Linked DNA regions of Homo sapiens: region 2 is linked to region 1. A link is an interaction called in ENCODE POLR2A ChIA-PET data of the cell type or tissue named here. Cell type or tissue: GM12878. All regions are shown on one strand.

What was found. ChIA-PET counts read pairs that join two places held together with the same protein. Peaks named below come from ENCODE experiments on the same cell type or tissue, not always from the same donor. Only the 100,000 strongest peaks of a DNase experiment are listed, where the experiment ranks them.
Region 2: POLR2A ChIA-PET joins it to region 1 with 6 read pairs; 2 of 35 experiments call an interaction of 5 or more read pairs at or near these places.

What each region holds. Positions count from the first base shown.
Region 1 is chr1:40,071,751-40,079,750 of GRCh38, reverse strand. It overlaps CAP1 (cyclase associated actin cytoskeleton regulatory protein 1), which reads right to left. Exons shown (of 13, transcript NM_006367.4): 13 at 7,103-8,000. PPT1 (palmitoyl-protein thioesterase 1) reads left to right here. Exons shown (of 9, transcript NM_000310.4): 7 at 1,093-1,191; 8 at 2,838-2,909; 9 at 5,568-7,039. The coding sequence ends at 5,690. Among named protein-coding and RNA genes, the nearest start is that of PPT1, 22 kb to the left of the region's middle. RefSeq lists a silencer at 948-997. In GM12878, a CTCF peak has its summit at 1,047 (motif pointing left); no DNase peak of the experiment used is centred here.
Region 2 is chr1:39,180,033-39,188,032 of GRCh38, reverse strand. It overlaps a transcript of MACF1 not described here. Among named protein-coding and RNA genes, the nearest start is that of MACF1, 21 kb to the left of the region's middle. RefSeq lists enhancers at 3,424-3,937, 3,914-4,183, 3,938-4,452, 3,693-4,892. In GM12878, a CTCF peak has its summit at 4,181 (motif pointing left); no DNase peak of the experiment used is centred here; H3K27ac peaks cover 456 bases.

The DNA.
Region 1 (8,000 bases):
ATGCCATGCTCAGTGGCATGTCAGTCAGATAGGATGGTAAGAAAAGCCTATAGAAGGCCGGGCGTGGTGGCTCACGCCTGTAATCCCAGCACTTTGGGAGGCCGAGGTGGGCAGATCACTTGAGGTCAGGAGTTCGAGACCAGCCTGGCCAGCATAGTGAAACCCTGTCTCTACTAAAAATACAAAATTAGCTGGATGTGGTGGCGATCACCTGTAATCCCAGCTACTCTGGAGGCTGAGGCAGGAGAATCGCTTGAACCTGGGAGGCAGAGGTTACAGTGAGCTGAGATGGTGCCACTGCACTCTGGCCTCGGTGACAGAGCGAGACTCCATCTCAAAAAAAAAAAAAAAAAAAAAAGGAAAAGAAAAGGCTGTGTAAGCAATCCCGTGACTGGGTATATACCCAAAGGAAAACAAATTGTCCTGCCAAAAAGACACTTGCACTCGTGTTTATTGCAGCACTGTTCACCATAGCAAAGACATGAAATCAACCTAGGTGCCCATCAGCGGTAGACTGGATAGAGAAAATGTGGTACATATACACCATGGAATATTACACAGTCATAAAAAAGAATGAAATCCTGTTCTTTGCAGCAACATGGATGCAGCTGGAGGCCGTTATCCTAAGCAAATGAACACAGAAACAGAAGACCAAATATCACATGTTCTCACTTATAAGTGGGAGCTAAACATTGGGTACACGTGAATATAAAGATGGGAACAATAGACACTGGAGACTCCAAAAGCTGGGAGGGAGAGGCTAGGGCTGAAAAACTTCCTGTTGGGCACTGTGTTCACTATCTGGGTGAAAGGATCAACAGAACCCCAAACCTCAGCATCACACAATATACCCTTATAACAAAACTACACATGTACCCCCCTGAATCTAAAATAAAATATTTTGTTTTTTAGAAAAAAAGAAAAAAAAAAGCTGTACAGGTATATCCTGGTCAGGAAGCTGGAAAACAGCCCATACCCATGGGGAAGAAACACAGTGGCACAGGGTCAGGGAGACCAGAAAACAGGAAGGCTTTACTCCCTCTGCTGGTGTCTGATGGTAATGACCTTAGGTGTTGCTGGCCTTTCTTTCAGGGTATCAATGAGTCCTACAAGAAAAACCTGATGGCCCTGAAGAAGTTTGTGATGGTGAAATTCCTCAATGATTCCATTGTGGACCCTGTAGATTCGGAGGTGAGACACTACTTAGGCCACATGCCAGGAGAGTAAATGGCATTAAAATAGGGCTGCTGGCCGGGCACGGTGGCTCATGCCTGTAATCCCAGCACTCTGGGAGGCCAAGGCGGGTGGATCACCTGAGGTCAGGAGTTCAAGACCAGCCTGGCCAACTTGGTGAAACCCCATCGCTACTCAAAATACAAAAAGAAATTAGCCGGGTATGGTGACAGCCATCTGTAATCCCAGCTGCTTGGGAAGCTGAGGCAGGAGAATTACTTGAACCCAGGAGGCAGAGCTTGCAGTGAGCCAAGATCGTGCCACTGCACCCCAGCCTGGGTGACAGAGCGAGACTCTGTCTCAAAAAGAACATAAAATGAAATTGAAATGAAATGAAAAAATACAGCTGCCTGCTGGGGAAAAAACCTTCAGTCCCTTCCACCAACTTTTGTATAAAACAGTTCTTCACCTGAGGTCCATAAATGGGACACTGAAGATTGTAATCAATCCCCCAACCCCAAAATTCTATGCAAAATTATGTAATTACATTCTCTGGGGAAGGATCTATAATTTTAATCCATTTTCCAGAGATCAGAGACCCAAAAAATGTTCAGAATCACTAGCCCAAAATATATAAATTCCTAAGCTTGGCCTCCAAGGTCTGCCTTGATCTGGCTTCACCCCATTTTCCAGCCTAATCTGCCTTGTCTGCACGCTTCATACACTCTTGATCAAGCCATATTGTACTACTTGTGCTTTTTCTCTCGTATGCCTTGGTTCATATATTTCTGTCTCTAGAATGCCCTTCCTTGGCTTCTCCACCTGACAATTTCTATTCGTCTGTCAAGGCAAGGATGCCATCCCCATTCCAAGCAGAATGTGATCGCTTTTTTAGAATCATCAGCCTCTGTTAAAACACTCATCACGTTATGTCACACCACCAGGGATTGGCCGATTGTGGCCCACAGGCCCAGTCCATCCTGCTACCCGTTTTGGTGCTACCCACGAGTAACACCAAACACTAACATAAAAGAATGTTTTTAACATTTTTTAATGGTTGGGGGAAAGAATTGGACATATAAAGATTATGTAAAATTTATTTAGACATATCAAGTATTTGGACATATAAAGATTATGTAAAATTTAAATTTCAGTGTCCTTATTGGAACAGTTTTAGTTACTTTTTACATACTGTCTGTGGCTGCATTTGTTACAGTGGCAGCAATGAGTAGTTACAACCATATGGCCCTTAAAGCCTAAAATATTTTGTATCTGGCCTTTACAAAAACGTTTGCTGACCTCTGTACTCAACAGTGAATTGTTTCCGTGCCTTGCAAGACTGGGAGCTTTTTGGAAACAGATTATGTATTCATCCTTGAATGTCTAGAGCTCAGCACAGGAATTTTTCACATTTATTGCTTAATAATTTTAGGAAGCAGAAATTCTGGGGAAGTGGAAAGCGGCCTCTCAGAAAGATTAACTCATCCCTCGGGCTCCACCCTTAAGAAGAGATGACTCAGACGCACCCTATCCATTTTTCCTTCTTCCTACAGCTTTATGATGTTCACTTTGTTGGCAGTTTTAGCTTCTAACCAGTCTCAAATTATTTTGGCAGTATGTGCTGTGTGTCATATCTGAGCTTCTTTCCTTTGCTTCTTCTGCAGTGGTTTGGATTTTACAGAAGTGGCCAAGCCAAGGAAACCATTCCCTTACAGGAGACCTCCCTGTACACACAGGTAACTGGCAGGGAGTCTATCTTGGGAGGTTGGTGTTTTTTCAGCTCCCAGTTCCTGAAGCTGCTATGTTCTTTGGTGCTGGAGCCCTTTCCTTTACACCTCAGAGCACTAGGTACTCCTGAAACACCTGACTCATGTCCAATATGGGTGAAGCTTGTTAGGCTCTTGATTATGTGCTCTAGCTTATTAGGCACTGGGTTACAAAAATCCACTACATCCTGAAACCTTATGGTTTCCAAACAACAAGAGAAACCTCATGTCTGATTCCCTTCTTTTGATAAAAAGGTTTTAAAACTAGCTGCCTTGGCTGAGGTACAGTCTGCTACAAATCCAGGAAGCCTCCATGCATGATGAGGGGCATTCCTTTTTTTTTCTTTGAGACGGGGTCTCGCTCTGTCACCCAGGCTGGAGTGCAGTGGAGCAATCTTGGCTCACTGCAACCCCTGCCTCCCAGATTCAAGCAATTCTCCTGCCTCAGCCCCCTTAGTAGCTGGGATTACAGGTGTGTGCCATCACACCTGGCTAATTTTTGTATTTTTAGGAGAGATGGAGTTTCACCATGTTGGCCAGGCTGGTCTTGAACTCCTGACCTCAGGTGATCCACCCACCTCAGCCTCCCAAAGTGCTGGGATTACAGGCGTGAGCCAGTGCGCCTGGCCAAGGGACATTACTTTTAAACATTAATAGATGTGAAATCCTGTTTCTAAATTACGCACTGACAAGGGAGGCTCCTGCAGGAGGTTGAGTGGGACTAGAGTTTTGAATTTTGTTTAGCAGTAGGTCCTGTATCTTAAGCAGAAGTTGCAGTAATTTGCCACCTCCAGTTCTGGGGCCTTCTACACTTTAAGGATTTTTTTTTTTTTTTTTTTTTTTTTTTTTTTTTGAGACAGTCTTGCTTTGTCACCCAGGCTGGAGTGCAATGGTGTGATCTCAGCTCACTGCAGCCTCCACCTCCTGGGTTCAAGCGATTATCCTGCCTCAGCCTCACTAGTAGCTGGGATTACAGGCACACGCCACCATGCCTAATACTTTGTTTTGTTAGTAGAGACGGGGTTTCACCATGTTGGCCAGGCTGGTCTTCAACTCCTGACCTCAGGTGATCCACCTGCCTCAGCCTTCAAGAGTGCTGGGATTACAGGTGTGAGCCACCACGCCCAGCCCTAAGGATTTTATATTGGAGACAGACTCTCCAAAATGCTAAGTACTACATCTGAACCAATCACCGTCTACTAGAATTCCTCCATGTTATTTCAGAGGTCATTTGTCTCCTCTTGGCTTGGCTTTTCTTTTGCACTGGGTGCCTCAACTTGGGTGGTGAGGTAAAAAGGGAAGCTAGAATCTGATTTGAGAAAAAAAAAAAAAAAGGCTTGAGAAATTACAGCTAAGAACTTCCTTACTGTGAAAACTCAAAATGATGTTGGCCACGGCAGAAGCACCATTCTGGCACTGTCGTAACTGCTTATCTTCCCAACCAGAGGTTGTTCTCCAGCATCTAGGCTATGGGTAATGACATTTTCAACTCCAGAATATGAAAGTGTCCAGGGTTTGTTACCTAACGGTTGGATATGGTTTTTCTGTTTTGTTCTTTTGAGACAGTTTTGCTCATTGCCCAGGCTGGAGTGCAATGGCATGATCTCAGCTCACTGCAACCTCCGCCTCCCGGGTTCAAGCGAATTCTCCTGTCTCAGCCTCCCAAGTAGCTAGGATTACAGGTGCCCGCCACCATGCCCAGCTAATTTTTGTATTTTTAGTAGAGACAAAGTGTCATCATATTGGTCAGGCTGGTCTTGAACTCCTGACCACAGGTGATCCGCCTGCCTTGGCCATCCAAAGTGCTGGGATTATAGGCGTGAGCCACCGCGCCTGTCCTGGGTTGGATGTTTTTTAAGTTACCTAGCTAATGTTCTGTCTTTGGCTCAGTCCCACTTACCTATGGCATTCTGAGGCAGTGTCGTCTATGGCTTGCCCACCTATAGGTAGTCCTCTGACTCTGAGCTTTTCAAAAATCAGAATCTAGAACACTGTATAGAGCAATCTCAATTGCATATCTATTTTTAATACTTAGAAAAAACTGGCCGGGTGTGGTGGCTCACGCCTGTAATCCCAGCACTTTGGGAGGCCGAGGCACGTGGATCACCTGAGGTCAGGAGATCAAGACCATCCTAGCTAACACAGTGAAACCCCATCTCTACTAAAAATACAAGAAATTACCCAGGCATGGTGGCATGCGCCTGTAATTCCAGCTACTCATGAGGCAGAGGCAGGAGAATCGCTTGAGCCAGAGAAGTGGAGGTTGCAGTGAGCCGAGATCGCACCACTGCACTCCAGCCTAAGCAACCGAGCAAGACTCCGTCTTGAAAGAAAGAAAGAGAAAGAGAGACAGAGAGAGAGAGAGGAAGAAGAAGAAGAAGCGGGGGGGACAGGAGGAGGGGGAGGAGAGAAGAAAGAAAAGAAAGGAAGAAAGAGAAAGAAAGAAAAAGAAAAAAGAGAAAGAAAAAGAAGTAGGAGATATTCTTTTTGGCATTTTTGAAAATACACCTCAATTTTAATACTCAGGACAAACTGCATTTTGAAAATATATCTCAAGTTAACGTACTTACCATTTTACTCCAAAACTTCATTAAGCTTTTTAATTAATTATGGCCTTTCCTTCTGCAGGACCGCCTGGGGCTAAAGGAAATGGACAATGCAGGACAGCTAGTGTTTCTGGCTACAGAAGGGGACCATCTTCAGTTGTCTGAAGAATGGTTTTATGCCCACATCATACCATTCCTTGGATGAAACCCGTATAGTTCACAATAGAGCTCAGGGAGCCCCTAACTCTTCCAAACCACATGGGAGACAGTTTCCTTCATGCCCAAGCCTGAGCTCAGATCCAGCTTGCAACTAATCCTTCTATCATCTAACATGCCCTACTTGGAAAGATCTAAGATCTGAATCTTATCCTTTGCCATCTTCTGTTACCATATGGTGTTGAATGCAAGTTTAATTACCATGGAGATTGTTTTACAAACTTTTGATGTGGTCAAGTTCAGTTTTAGAAAAGGGAGTCTGTTCCAGATCAGTGCCAGAACTGTGCCCAGGCCCAAAGGAGACAACTAACTAAAGTAGTGAGATAGATTCTAAGGGCAAACATTTTTCCAAGTCTTGCCATATTTCAAGCAAAGAGGTGCCCAGGCCTGAGGTACTCACATAAATGCTTTGTTTTGCTGGTGATTTAACCAGTGCTTGGAAAAATCTTGCTTGGCTATTTCTGCATCATTTCTTAAGGCTGCCTTCCTCTCTCAGTACGTTGCCCTCTGTGCTATCATCTTATCATCAATTATTAGACAAATCCCACTGGCCTACAGTCTTGCTTCTGCAGCACCCACTTTGTCTCCTCAGGTAGTGATGAATTAGTTGCTGTCACAAAAGGAGGGAAGTAGCACCCAAATTAAGTTGCTTAAGAGAGGAAATGTACATCTTGTATAACTTAGGGAGCGAAGAAAATGTAGGCGCGAAAGTGAAAAGTGAGGCAGCTAGTTCTTCCTATTCCATTCTCGACCAACCTGCCCTTTCTTAATATGACTAGTGGTCTTGATGCTAGAGTCAACTTACTCTGTTGCTGGCTTTAGCAGAGAATAGGAGGAACCATATGAAAAAGATCAGGCTTTCTGACTTCCATCCCCAAAACACATTTACCAGCATACTCCAAACTGTTTCTGATGTGTTCCATGAGAAAAGGATTGTTTGCTCAAAAAGCTTGGAAAATACTACACACTCCCTTTCTCCTTCTGGAGATCAACCCACATTAGAGTGTCTAAGGACTCCTGAGAATTCCTGTTACAGTAAACAAAACTAACGTAATCTACCATTTCCTACACTATTTGAGCATGGAAATCATAGTCCCCACTCTGTGAAAACTTAACGCTTTTTGGAAGACATTTCTGTAGCATGTCAGTTTGGAGAAATGATGAGCTACGCCTTGATGAAAGAACCGTGTTGGTGCTGCTAAGTTTAGCCATTATGGTTTTTCCTTTCTCTCTCTTAAGCCTTATTCTTCAACTAAAAGATGAGGATTAAGAGCAAGAAGTTGGGGGGGATGTGAAAATAATTTTATGAGGTTGTCTAAAATAAAGAGTAGTTTCTTATCCTTGGTGTTTTCAGTATTTTTTGCATTTCTGTACAGCCAATATCACAGGTAAACAACTAAGCAAGTTTGGTATTAACTTTATTCTATTTTCTGTATAACTTTAAGTACATAAAGGTTTATTTCCACAGGCCTCAGGAAATGGGTAGAAATCACAGGACAATCTCTCTTCCCACCAAAAAAAAGTTGCATATTTTGGTAAGTGTTTGTCCTAGAGGGAAAAACAACTGAAATTTACATTAGCAGTGCTGTGCAAGATTCTTACATAATTCAAGACCTAAAACCAGCCTGCAGTGGAGGTTTCAGTCCTCTGTTCAGGTGCTTAGACAGAAGCCATAAGCTGATGAGCATGACAGGGAAAAGGAGGCAGTGAAGACAGGTGACAGGCACCTGGCAGGGAAGAAGGATTCAGGAATGCCAGACTCCTTGAAATCATGTGGGTTTTTTTTTTTTTTTTTTTCCTTTTAAAGTCATCTCTATAGGAAGGTGCTGGGCAGGGATCCCAGAGAAAGAAAGGGTCCAAGACTCCATTAACTGCCCTGGATGAAGGGCACTGCTACAGCAGCTAGTACCAGAGACTCTCCTATCTCACGGTTGAGGCAGACCCAGGATAGAATAGAGAATAAAAGGAATGCTTATAGGAAACAATTTTGTATGGAATGCTAGATGGCCAAGCCTCAGCCTTTGGTCCAGTGCAACCCTTGCCTCGCTTGTCAACAGTGAAAAATTAGTTTGGTTAGAAGAACCATCTGGAAACACACCAGCTTCTGCTACCTTCATGCTCATTGTTAAAAAAAGATTAACCAGTGTGAACATTCTGATCTGTTAATTCCAGGGACTGTTTTCTTTCCAATGGACTGTTTGTTGGTAGAATAACCCCCAAAAGCTCAAAGCTAAAATGCATCATCAGTCCTAGTCGGCAGTTCCTTAAGAATGGACTGGCGGCGTGGTTGAGCTGATAT
Region 2 (8,000 bases), 890 kb after region 1:
ATGCAGAGGAAAAAAGAAAAGAAAGGGAAGGGAAGGGGAGGGGAGGGGAGGGGAGAGGAGGGGAGAGGAGGGGAGGGAAGGGAAGGGAAGGGAAGGGAAAGGGGAAAGAAGGAAGGAAGGAAGGAGAGAGGAGAGAGAGAGAGAGAGAGACAGAGAGAGAGAGAGACAGAGAGAGAGAGAGAGAAAGACAGCCTCTAATTAATATCCTTAGAGAGACTTAAAAGGCAGTATTAGCCAGACAATTGCTTGAAGCCAGGAGTTTGAGGCCAGCTTGGGCAACATAGCGAGATCTCATTTCTACAAAAAAATTTTAAATAATTTTTTAAAAAATCTGCTAGAAAGTGATTTGCAACCTAGAACTCTATACTCAAACTCTTAATCAAATGAAAAGTAGAATAAGACATTTTCAGATAAGCAAAGTCTCAAAAACATTTACCTCCCTTGTATCCTTTCTCAGGAAGCTAGGATATACCACAATGAAAAAATGGAGTACATCATGAAATACGACATCAGCTCTGGGAAACATGAAATCCAACAGGGAAGACAGGTGAGGGAATTTCCCCGTATGATAGTGAAGGGAAGTGCCAGGATGACAGCTTTACTAAAGGCTTTAAGAGCAACCCATCCAGAGTGAATAAGAGAAAGCTCCTGGGGGATGTCTCCAAATAGACTATTGAACTAAAAGATTATTTGATATGTTTCAACATACTGAGAGAGAAGTCTTAGAGTCCCATGAGAGAGTCTGAAGGTATGTACATAGATCAGTAAACAAGTGACAAAATATGGCAATTATTAATTCCAGGAAAAATTAAAAGTTGGTCCAAAAAGGAAATGTAATCATAGTATATTACATAGCTCACCTTTAAGCAATATTTATATAATCACAATAATCTGAACACTGAATATAACGGCAATAACGTGTGACTTTGGGAAGAAGGGGGAAGAGAAAGTGTGTACGTTAAGGGGGTAAGAATAAAAAAACTAAACCCTAATTTTCTGTAGTAGAATATCAACAGATAATGTTCAAAACCAAAAAAAAAAAAAAATCAAGAATCACTAGTAAAAGAGAAAGAAATATATTCTGGCTGTTTGTGTGTGCAGAAAAAAAAGAAACAGAAATGTGGCCCAGGTGTGGGGGCCCACACCTGCAATCCCAGCACTCTGGGAGGCCAAGGTAGGAGCATCATTTGAGGCCAGGAGTTTGAGACTAGCCTGGAGAACAAAACAAGACCCCCAACTCTACAAAAAGAAAAAAAAATTAGCCAGGCGCAGTGGTACACACCTATAGTCTAAGCTACTCAGGAAGCTGAGGTGGGAAGATCCCTTGAGCCCAGGAGTTCAAGGGTGCAGTGAGCCATGATCACACCACTGCACTCCAGCCTGGGTGGAAGAGTGAGACCCTGTCTCTTAAAAAAAAATAGTGGAAAATACAGATTATTTTTGTCATATGCCTTATAGTAATATTTTAACCTTTTAAAGTAAGAACATGTATAATTTTGATTTAATGTTATAGAAAGTTGGACTGGATTATGAAAGATCTTAAATGACAAGATGAGTTTGGATTTTATCCTATAGGTGAGCCCCTAAAAAAGTCATTTCTAGGCCGGGCGTGGTGGCGCGTGCCTGTAATCCCAGCTACTCGGGAGGCTGAGGCAGGAGAATCATTTGAACCAGGGAGTTGGTGGTTGCAGTGAGCCGAGCATGCCACGGCACTCCAGCCTGGTGACAGAGTGAGACTCTGTCTCAAATTAAAAAAAAAAAAAAGTCATTTCACCCCCCACCAAAACACACACACACACACACACACACACACACACAGAGAGAGAGAGAGAGAGAGAGAGAGAGAGAGAGAGAGAGAGAGATGTTCAGAATCCCAGCCCCCACATGGATTCCCTTAACATTCTGGAATCTGGTTAATTGGGTTTCAGATATTTCTCCCTTATCCACTCCTCTACCTCATGATTAAAGGCCTTTAGCTCATAACCAAAGGGAGAGAGGACCTGTATATATTATGTGGCAGGTACGAGTCTTGGGCTCAGACTCATCTGACAACGAGTCAGGTGGTGACTTCTGAAACAGCATCACCACAGATTACCCTCAGGGGGCTCCCAAATCAAATACACCCTAGGGAACTTTCTTCCCTGGGTCCTTCAGCACTTCAGGTTAAAAATCTCTTCTAATGATTTGTTATTTCATGAAGAGATACAGGGAGATGGCTGCTAGCAGGGAGGAGGAATATTGCTAACTAAGCCCCCGGAAAGTCCAGCACCCTTCTCTAAGAAGTAAGTTATCTGACTCATTTCCTTCTTATCCTACTCCAAAGATCTGTTTACATCCTACAGTGTACCTAGTAATATTGTCTAAAAACAAAACTCATGATCAGCCAGAAGAACGTAACAATTAAAGACTGTGTCAAGAAATAAATAAAGCTTTCCTTCCTCCCTTTCAAATTATAGTTGTTGTTTTTTAACTTTTCCTTCTTGCTTCTGATATATCTTGGGTTTATTTAAAAAAAAAATTTTTTTTTTTAAAGAAACTGGGCCTCTATGCTGTCCAGGCTGGAGTACAGTGACTACACAGGCACAATCATGGCACTATTCTATAGCCTTGAACTCCTGGGCTCAAGCAATCCTCCTGCCTTAGCCTCCCGAGTAGCTAGAACTACAGGTGTGAGCTACCATGCCCAGCTCTTCTGATATATCTTTTTCTTTTCTTTTTCCTTTTTTGTTTTTTTTTTTTTTGAGACGGAGTCTCGCTCTGTCGCCCAGGCTGGAGTGCAGTGGTGCCATGTCGGCTCACTGCAAGCTCCACCTCCCAGGTACATGCCATTCTCCTGCCTCAGCCTCCCGTGTAGCTGGGACTACAGGCACCCGCCACCACGCCCAGCTAATTTTTTTGTATTTTTAGTAGAGATGGGGTTTCACCGTGTTAGCCAGGATGGTCTCGATCTCCTGACCTCGTGATCCACCTGCCTCGGCCTCCCAAAGTGCTGGGATTACAGGCGTGTGCCACCACGCCCAGCACCAGCCCTGATACATCTTAAAGAGAGGTAGTATCTTCTACTTTTTTGGTGGTGTCCTATGCAGCCTAAAAGTCCCTTTTTCCAGGCCATCTTCAGATGAACGAGTTATAAGCACAAAGGCAGCAATTGATATTGCTAAGCCATCTCTCCTAAGACCTTCCTTGAGAGGCCTGAAACCTGAGGCAGAATATTATCAATGCTAGCCTCTCTTTTATCTTTGTGTAAATGGCTAATTTAGCCTCCAACCTCATAATCACACAGACTCTGGTAGGTGCATGATGATGACCAGGAGCACTCTTTCACAATCTTAATATAAATAACAGCCTGAATAACCTAACCAACTTTACTGCTTTGCGATATGAAAAGATACTAAGACTTATCCTGACTGAAACTCTCCATCCCGCCACCACACTCCGCCTCACCTTATCAGCTTCAACCATACAACACCATTGGAGGGCCCTCTACTCAAAGAAGAAAAACACCACCACCACAAGACTTAACTGGGCTTTGAGCAAAGATCTAGCTCTTGCCAAAATACTAGATGGAACTAGGGTACTTTTGGCAATAAGGTAAAAAATTCTGAGATCTGACCTTCTGATGTCAAGGCAAGTTCCCCTCTCTAAATATGTCAGAGGAAATGTCATGCCTTCAAACCAGCCAGTATGACCATGTGAGGCTCATTTCCAAGACACAGACCCTGCTAGCTATAGAACTGAGGCACACAGTGCAGGAACCCACACACGCCGCCCTGCATGAAAAAGAAGTCCATGACTAGCACAGGATGTTGTGAGCCATCTCACCCAGATACAAACACAGTATACCCAAGACATGCATAGACTCAACCATATGCTCTGAGGGCACATGAACAGCACTGCCCACACCAGGGCTCATGAAATAGGAACTAAAAAACAGGTGATGTTTCCTGTGATTTATGCTGGTCAATCATTCTGACTGCCCAGGCAGCCACACCATTTAATATCTTCCAGCAGCTCAATCAAGGTTCCTGTCTCCACCTGCTCCTGTGACATCATCCTGTCATTATATGTTCTTTGAAATTCCTTTGATGAAAAATGAGTCACTTCTTCCTGCCAACACAGGCCTGAGCCTCTTCCACACATGTCATTCTTTGGTAATCCTGTGGGGGCAGGGTGCCACCCAGAGGTTTCTGCAGCTACTCTCGCTATACCTCCCAAGAAAGAAGGCCTCAGAGCAAGATCAAACATAGCCTGGGGAAAAATGGGCAAATGATGAAAGAAGTGAGGATCTTGGTGGAGCTGGGTATGGGGCTGGGAAACTGCCTACTCCAGTGTGACACACAGTTTAAAGGATGAAGTAAGAACTAAGGTAGGGCACAGTCCCACTTAAAACTTGGAAATGCTTCAACTTCAGAGTGCTCACCTTAAAAGTTCGCTTCCTGATATAAAGTGCCATCATGTATTCTCCTGCAAAAAAATGATTGCAAACCTGTTTCTCACCTTGAAGATTTGGGGCAACAGTAACTTGCCTGCTCAAGACAGTGACAGTTCTGAAGCAAAATATTCAAGACAACTTCAAGATTCTCAGTGGCAGCAATAAGGGGCCCAATACAAACAGACAAATACTATTCATACCTACAAATCAGCCTAATATTTTTATAACAGCTTCACTGAGATTTGGTTAACATAAATTCACCCTTTTTAGGTAAACAATTCAATGGATATTTAAGTATCAGTATGTTCACAGAGTTGTTCAACCATCACCATTATCTAACTTTAGAACATTCCATCACCCCCTGAAGAAACCCTATATCAATTAGCAGTCACTTCCCATTCGCCCCTCCTCAACCCCTAGCAACCACTAATCTACTTATGGTCTCTATGGATTTGCCTATTATGTATAAATGGTATAAATGGAATCATACAAGCCTTTTGTGTCTGGCTTCTTTCACTTAGTCTAATGTTCTCAAGGTTGATCCATGTTAGCATCAATCAGTACTTCATTCCTTTTCACTGACAAATAATATTCTGTTGTATGGATATGCCACAGTGTGTTTATCCATTCATCAGTTGATAGATGTTTCAGCTGTTTCTGCTTTGGGGCTACTATGAATAATGCTGCTATGAACATTTATGTACGAGTTTTCTATGAATATATGTTTTCTATATTCTATGAATATAATATTTCTTTTGGATATATACTTTGGAATTGCTGGGTCATGTGGCAACTCTACTTTTTGAAGAACCACCAAACTGTTTTCTAAAGCAGGTGCACCATTTTATATTCCCACCAGCAATGTTGGGGGTGTTCCAATTTCTCCACATCCTCACTCTCTTTTTTATTAAAGCCATTCTAGTGGGTATGAAGTGGTATCTCATTGTGATCTTGATTAGCATTTCCATAATAACTAATGATGTTAAGCATCTAAGCATCTTTTCATGTGCTTATTAGCCATTTGTATATCTTCTTTGAAGAAATGGCTATATAAATCCTTTGCCCATTTTTTTATTGGGTTTTCTTTTTACTGTTGAGTTCAAAGAATTCTTTATATATTTTGGATATAAGTCCCTTATTAGATATATGATTTGCAAATATTTTCTCCCATTCTGTGAGGTGTCTTCATTTTCTAGGTAGTGTCCTTTGAAGCACAAAGGTTTTACATTTTGATCAAGTATAATTTCTCTATTTTTTTCTTTTTTGTGTATACTTTCAGTGTTAGCTACAAGAAACCACTACCTAATCCAAGGTCACAAAGATTTACCCCTAAGTTTTCTTCTAATAGTTTTGTAATTTTAGCTCTTATATGTAGGTCTATGTTCCACTTTGAGTTAAGTTTTATATGTTGTGTGAGGTCAGGGTTTAAATTCTTTTTTTTTTTTTTTTTAAGGTGGAGTCTTGCTCTGTTGCCCAGGCTGGAGTGCAATGGCGTCATCTCAGCTCACTGCAACCTCTGCCTCCCGGGTTCAAGCGATTCTCCTGCCTCAGCCTCCCGAGTAGCTGGGATTACAGGTGCCCGCCACCACATCCAGCTAATTTTTGTATTTTTAGTAGAAATGGGGTTTCACAATGTTGGCCAGGCTGGTCTCGAACTCCTGATCTCGTGATCCACCTACCTCTGCCTGCTAAAGTGCTGGGATTATGGGCGTGAGCCACAACGCCTGGCCAATTTCATTCTTTTGTATATGGATATCCAGTTGTCCCAGTATAATTTGTTGAAAAGACAATTCTTTCTACATTGAATTGTCTTGGCACCTTTATCACAAATCAATTTACCATAAATGTAAGGGTTTATTTTTAGACTCTCAATTCTATTCCATTGATCTATATGTCTATCCCTATGCCAGTACCATCCTGTCTTAATTACTGTAGCTTTGTAGTAAGTTTTCAAATCTGGAAGTGTGAGTCCTCCAATTTTGTTCTTTTTCAAGATTGTTTTGACTATTCTGGGTCCCTTGCATTTTCACATGAATTTCAGGAGCAGCTTGCCAATTTCTGGAAGAAGAGGAGGAGGAGGAAGAGGAAGACGAAGAATAAGAGGAAGAGGAGGAGGAGGAGAAGAAAGAAGAAGAAAAAACCCCACTGGGATTCTGACAGGGATTGCATTGAATCTATAGATCAGTTTGGGGAGTGCTGCCATCTTAACAATATTAAGTCTTCCAATGCATGAACGTATAAAGTAAAAGGCAATGTGAGCCACTCTTTACTAATACTCGGAAACTAAAATACTCAAATTTCCCTATGCTCTATCAAATATTTAGCACACTGGAGACCCCTGATTTGGAGGATCCCCCCAAAATAAGTAATATGCTAAAAAGATACTGATTACTGGCCCAGCGCAGTGGCTCACGCCTATAATCCCAGCACTTTGGAAGGCCAAGGCGGGTGTACCGCTTGAGGCCAGGAGTTCGAAGCCAGCCTGGACAACGTGGCAAAATCCCATCTCTACTAAAAATACAAAAATATTAGCTGGGCATGGTAGCACGCGCCTGTAGTCCCAGCTGCTCAGGAGGCTGTGGCACAAGAATCACTTGAACCCGGGAGGCAGAGGCTGCAGTGAACAGAGATGGGCTACTGTAGTCGAGCCTGGGCAACAGAGCCAGACCCTGTCTCAAAAAAAAAGATATTGATTAAAAAGTAACAGAGTGTCTTTTGTACTGCAAAGCAACAATTTTCAACAAGTTCCCAAAACAGCTGAACACCCTGAGACCTAAGAAAAAGAGACTTAGCCAACCATAGCCAGGGATGAGAGGAACAGCAAAGGCCCTGAGATCCGTCAGGCCCCACTGACCTTGGCTCATTCTACCTTAGTAAAAGGAAGAAGGATAGAATAATCATAATCCATTTCTCTATCACAAATGCGTCAAATATGTAAAAAAGTATCAAAAGAAGAAAGTACATCTTCTTTGTGTGTGTGCGTGTGAGGTGGAGTATCGCTCTGTTGCCCAGGCTGGAGTCTAGTGGCGCAATCTCGGCTCACTGAAACCTCTGCCTCCCAGATTCAAGCGATTCTCCTGTCTCAGCCTCCCCGGTAGCTGGAATTACAGGCATGAGCCACCACGCCCTGCTAATTTTTGTATTTTTAGTAGAGATGGGGTTTCACCATGTTGGCCAGGCTGGCCTTGAACTCCTGACCCCAAGTGATCCACCTGCCTCAGCCTCCCAAAGTGCTGGGATTACAGATACGAGCCACCATGCCTGGCCTATATCTCCTTTTATATCAATTGGCCACAACTCATCCCTAAGAAAAATAAATCTTTGCATTAGTACCAGAGTAGGGAACCAGAAATTTTATTAAAAATAGGCTTGTATCTTGCAATCTGGTTGAAAGAGGAAAAGCCATCATAATAAGTCTTCATCCTGCATTTATATAACAAATACTTTTTACTTAAATTTGTTTATTTAGAGCAGCTTTGAGGAGGGTGATGGAGATTATGGGGGTCTAAAAGCCCTCCAAGCTCCTTACTAGACTGTAATAAAAGCAAAGGAGAGCATAACTTCATTT